Regions from separate parts of the Homo sapiens genome. Here region 1 is linked to region 2. The links are chromatin contacts, found by Hi-C or POLR2A ChIA-PET in ENCODE. All regions are on one chromosome and are shown on one strand. The core of a region is the stretch at or near the end of the contact, and the rest is flanking DNA. Distances in the headings are between cores, read along the strand shown.

Region 1 (2,700 bases), core at 20-2,519, 170 kb before region 2:
CTGACCTCATGATCCGCCCGCCTCGGCCTCCCAAAGTGCTGGGATTACAGGCGTGAGCCACCGCGCTGGGCCTAAACACTTATTTTTTAACACTATTGTCCCAGGCACTGTACTAGGTGCCAAGAAAACAAAAATGAACACAGAAAAAATATATACTCAAGTTATTCATGGTCTAGAGAAAAAGACAGACGTACGTGAATTCTTAGGCAATATGTGCCTGATACATCAACACACATAAGCGTGTGATAAACCACAGGGAGACTTGGGAAGGCTTCACGAAGGAGGGTGCCTGAGAGCTGAGGGCTCCATCCGAATTTCAGCCTCCAGGTGGTTCCCCGACTCCTTTCCCCACAGCTCTGGGCTGGAGTTGACAGATGGGTCGGTCAGCTAGCGTGGGCGAGACCATAGTCTCCACCTCACTGTCCAGTGGCCAGGGACCCGCTAGAGGGAGCCAGATGATTGTGGGAGAAGCAGGCCTTGCCACAGCCTCTTTGGTGTGGTGAGAAAATGTTTCTGTTTTAACAAAGTTGTACCCAACTCCTAAGCGTCACACATATAATCCTGCAGATCCGAATCCTACCAATCAGCAGGCACGGGTTCATCTCTACATCAGCTTCCCTTATTTGATGTACGGATGAACCCCACACTTGCTAATAGTACCTGAGTGTGGGCAACACTTCCAGATCTTTCCATAAAATTCAGCACAAGGGCCCTCATGGGTAAGGTGGCTTCCTCATTTGAATACAGATTCTCACATTGACATGGCCCTACCTCTGAGGATGACTTTTGAAGGACACAACAAGCCTCTGAGGCCTGTCACTGAATTCCTGTTATTTCAGAACACAGGGTTTTTGTGTGTGTCTTCTTCCTCCCCTGCCATGTTTCAGGGAAAGGGAATTCAACGTAAAGGGGCCCTTTGCAAAACATACCTTGCAGATGGACCCATCAGAACTGCCTAGGTCTTCCATTTGGGGGCCGGTTCCCAGGCTGACAGATCTGTGACTCTGTAAATGAGTAAGAACCTGAATGTGTCACAGAAAATTCTTCCTGGTCCATAGACTGAATGAAGCAAATGTGAGGTGTGGTTGATCATCATGAAGTTTCTAAGAGTAAAAGAGAGAAAGCAAAAAAGTACATCTTGTTCTCTTCAGCTCAGTGGCTGGATTTAAATTCAGTCTCCACATAAAACTTCAGAAACGGCCCCTGCCCTAGGACAATGGCCAAAATAACAAATAGCTGAAAATCTCCTTTCACTCTGAAGGCCAGTCCTTTCCCCCTGGGCAGCCCCCTCTCCTTCGGAGTGGGGAGGCAAACCTCCCGGTTGGACTGGAACTCCCGGGGCGTTCAACAGCAACGGGGCGGCCTGCTCCCACTTGCTTTGTCCCCAGGGTTTCAACCCTCTCAACAGTTTCTTCTCGTTGCTTCTGTGACTGTTTTTTTTGTTTTTTTTTCTGCCCTGTCCTACCTCTGTGACTGTTTTCTGCCACCTTTGTTAATCCTTCCCCTTGCCAGCTCCAATTTTAAGTGTCCCCTGAGACTGGTAACTCACTGCTTTGTGCCAGGAGGTTCCTTGGCTCCAATCAGGGGTTCCTGACAACTCCCACATTCCAAGCTGGACCCCTCCTCAGCAGGTCCCACCCCACACAAGCTCTCTTCTTCAAACCGGCTGGCTTCCCCAGCCCCTAGCCCTCTGAGGCCATCACCCTTTCATAGGCATCTGTGTGTGTTTGTCAGAGCTGTAAAGAACCACAAACCAGGGGGCCTAAGATCTCGGAAACTTTATACTTTCACGGTTCTGGAGGCAAGAAGTTTGCGAGCAAGGTGCTGGCGGAGTTGGAGCCTCTGAGGGCTTCTAGTGGTTTGCTAGCCATCTTTGTGTTTGCCATCTCTGCCTTCATCTTCACATGTTCTCCGTGTGTGTCCATGTCTCCAAATTTCTCCTTTCCGTAAGGACACCAGTCATATTGGATTAAGGCCCACCCTAACGCTTCATTTTTACTTGATTACTTCTGTAAAGACACTGTCTCCAAATAAGGTCACATTTTCAAGAACTGCTTTGAACTTCAACATAGAAACTTTCTTTTTCGAGGAAAAGAGAATCAGGATTCAACCCAGAACAACACCCAAGCAAGAAGCCTGAGACAGAGCTTTGTGTCTTCCTGCTCCCTAATGCCAGCCTTAGCCAAGCCTCCCTGTATCTCCCACGCCCACTCCCCAGCCTGCACCTTCACCTCCAGGGGGCCTCTGTCTACTGACCTGTCTTTCCCCAGCCAATCCTCTGCAAAGTGCTGCAGTCCCCAAACCATAAAGAACCAGTTTTGTTACATTGCTATGGTTGCTCAAGGACAGACATTGGCTCCCTAGCACTGTGGAAGGCAAGTCAGAAGCCTCTGCCTCCCCTGAACCCCTCCCGTCCTACCTGGGAGGGAACCACACTCAGGAGCTAGACAGTTCTCAGGAGCCTCATGGCAACTGCTCACATCTGAGTCCCAGCTGGAGTTCAACCTAAGTCTCCCTTCTTCAGTGACACCCTCCTGATGCTTAACTGTGCTTTCTTAGAGCTTTACCAGCGCTGCAACAGAGGCCTGATAGCTCTGTGCTTAGTGATTTTGCTGTCTCGTGCCTCGGGGCTGTGACTGGGCTTCCCTGTGTCCTGGTCCTCGCCCAGCACACGACTGAGATGGACAGGAGGTTAATACA
Region 2 (2,700 bases), core at 47-2,546:
AGGAACCACTGCCTGGACTGGACGCCTCAGGGACCTCTCCATGGAAGAATTGAACAAATGAGGTGACAATGTGGGGGCCATCGCCATCATCTCCTTGTGACTGGCTGCGGTGGCTTGGGTTCTCCAGAAGCAGAAGCAGCATTAGGGGTGCAGACGGCACACTGGGGGGTTTACACCTGTGACAAGAGGAGGAGGCCGCTGGGTCCTCCAACTACAGCTCGGTCCCACCTCCTCTCCACCAGCCCCATGGGCGCTGCCAGCAGGGACTGCCCTTCTGAGGAGCCAGGGTTGGGGAAGGGTGCAGAGATGCCCGGCCCTGTGCCCCAACCTCACCTGGGTGTGACCAGAGTAGCACGTACCTCCAGAAGAGGCTGGAGCTCAGGGGCACCCACCATGCTCCCAAACTACCTCTACAAAAACGAACAAAAAACTGCAGTGCACCTCTGTTGAGCGATATGATCTGATTGAAATATTTGTCACGCAGCACGCCCTCTTTCTGTGCCAAGAATCGCCACGTGCATGTCCCTTTTTTACTGTAATATTTATTTTATTTTCTTGGTTTTTTTTAACTGGTATGATAAATATAAAATTCAATAAAAGAAAAGCTTTACTGCATGCGTTTTTTCTATCCCTTATTTTATCCCATGGTTATTAATGATTGTCATATAGAAGGGTGTCATTAATCGGATTTCCCTGACACCTGACACACTTGCCAACTGGTTCCATTTCATTTTTTCTACAGAAACAGAAGTGAAAAGGTCTTGAAAATTATCTGACTTTTCACAGCTTCTTTCATTCTTTCTAGTCCTTTCTTCAAAGATAACTGAAGGTGACTGGTGATTGTTGAGGACTCTGGATGAGAAAGCTGCTTTGTTTTTCCTGAGTGTGTTCTGTGGGTATCCCTCCCGCTAAGAGACTCAGCGTAGGAAAGTCTGCGTCTCACAGGAGGCCGATAGAGGCGGAAGCTTCCCTGTTTCTCTTTGTCAAAGAAACCCCTTTAGGGTGTCTTTAAATTACCATTTCCCCAAGTGCATTTCAGAGTCAGATTTATAATAACATAATAATTTATGTAGATACAGCTTGTTAAGACTACTTCTACTGCCAAAAAAAAATTAAAAAATCACAGAACACCTCTATTTGATTATGTGATCTAATTTAAATATTTGTGAATGTTTGATGAGGCCCAGTCATGCAAATGCCTCTTACTGTACTGAGAATCACCATGTACAGTTTCTCTAAGGTGGGGCTCCCGCCTTCCTGCCAGGAGACCTTAAGCTTCTTGAGAGCAGGGCCTGGGGCTTTTCTGCCACTTAGAAGGGACTGGTACGCAGTAGGTGCTGGGTCACCTTCCACGCGGACCCTCGGACCCTTGTCAAATCACTGGGCATGTCTCTGCTCCTCCCTCCCTTTGCCTGTTGTCAGAGCCTCACTGTGGCCTTGCTTGTTTCAGGAAGTTGCTGCACCCCGCGAGCCAGCAAGGACAGCTGCGGGGGCCCCAGCTCATCCCTCAGAGCTGCGGATACAAAGTCTGTGTATCCTTCACAGAAAGAGCGCAGTCTTGGAGCTGCGTGTGCACCTCGCTGTTACTAGCATGCTGGCCGAGTGCCTGGCTGAGCGGTCTGCCTGGGAGCAAAACTCCTGCTCCCCGAGTCCTCACTCACCCCACCTTTAGAAATACGCTCAGCCCTTCCTTGCCCTTCGCATGCTGTGGAATAGGCAGGGCCAGCTTTAGTCCACCTGGAGCTTCGTAAGCTTCTCCGTGTGTTGACATCATTTGTTTCTGGGACTTTCTGTTAAAAAGAAAGTTTTAGGAATTGAGTGTTAGCCTCTTAAGCTTTCTTTTTTGCTTCCTTAAGCTTAAAAAAATCATCCTGTCACGTTCATTCCCTTTTTCTGCATTGAAATCAGATCATCAAAATTACTGTTGGCCCCACTGTGCCTCCAGCTGTGTGCGTACCCCCACCCAGCTGATGCCACGTACCCACCTGAGAGGGTGGGGGCTGCACTTGGAGGCGAGGGAAGCCTGGTGTCAAGCTCATTTGTCTCCACCTGCGTGAACTGCTCCTGCAGCTCCAGCCTCTAGCTTCGTCCACCTTCTGGTTTGGGTTTTTAAACTATTGTCTCTTTCTGAGCCTATCATTGACCTGATTCTTGTCACCTTTCACTCAGATCCATGCACTTACTATCTGATAGCCTTGTTCTATTTCCTAGATTTTTTCTTCCACTGCCTTTCTCTCAATGTACGCTCATTTCTTGGAAGAGTTTGATGTTGACTGTTTGCTGTGAAACTAGCTCTGAACAAAGTTCACTGTGGCAATTGAAACAGTTGTTTAAAGCAACTTTTCTTTGAAAGATGCACAGCTTCTGATACCGGCCTCCCGCACTGCTATAAAATGCCCAGGTTAACACTGAACAACGTGAGCCACTGGACTGACCACCACGTCCCCGCTGCGGACTCCCGGCCTAGACTTCACAGTGCCTTTGTGAACGCTTCAGGGCCACACGTGGCATTCAGGTTTCCAAATCTGTTTTAGTTTGCAACATCTTTTATGTAGTTTCTTAGGGAAAAAAAAAAAGATTCTCTAGATTTTCTGTCCAATAGTTTCTTTCTGAGATTACAAAAAAAAAAATGTATTGTTCCTTCATCTATGTCAGAATCCAGAAAACTACTTTTATTTGGCCAATTCTAGAACGCTTTCA

Evidence for each region. Hi-C counts contacts between places; a loop is a spot of excess contacts on that map. ChIA-PET counts read pairs that join two places held with the same protein, here RNA polymerase II (POLR2A). Pooled maps may share reads with other maps.
Region 1: a map of HepG2 shows a loop between it and region 2 (10-fold over the local background). The contact joins two enhancer-like sites. A Hi-C loop is called at or near these places in 10 of 168 maps with a recorded cell type or tissue (HepG2, MCF 10A, PC-3 and 4 more), 1 of 37 single-sample maps with no recorded cell type and 13 of 50 pooled maps. POLR2A ChIA-PET finds 5 or more read pairs at or near these places in 4 of 52 experiments (A549, CD4-positive, alpha-beta T cell, OCI-LY7 and 1 more).

Annotation. Positions count from the first base shown.
Region 1 is chr6:188,547-191,246 of GRCh38, forward strand. LINC03066 (long intergenic non-protein coding RNA 3066) reads right to left here. Exons shown (of 8, transcript NR_126020.1): 3 at 930-1,103. Among named protein-coding and RNA genes, the nearest start is that of LIRIL2R, 9.5 kb to the left of the region's middle. RefSeq lists an enhancer at 763-822. Within about 2 kb of position 1,270, at least 3 of the 41 ENCODE cell types and tissues checked have a DNase peak (open chromatin) inside an H3K27ac peak, as active enhancers do.
Region 2 is chr6:359,607-362,306 of GRCh38, forward strand. No RefSeq gene overlaps it. Among named protein-coding and RNA genes, the nearest start is that of IRF4, 31 kb to the right of the region's middle. RefSeq lists a silencer at 1,487-1,679 and an enhancer at 1,535-2,034. Within about 2 kb of position 1,297, at least 2 of the 41 ENCODE cell types and tissues checked have a DNase peak (open chromatin) inside an H3K27ac peak, as active enhancers do.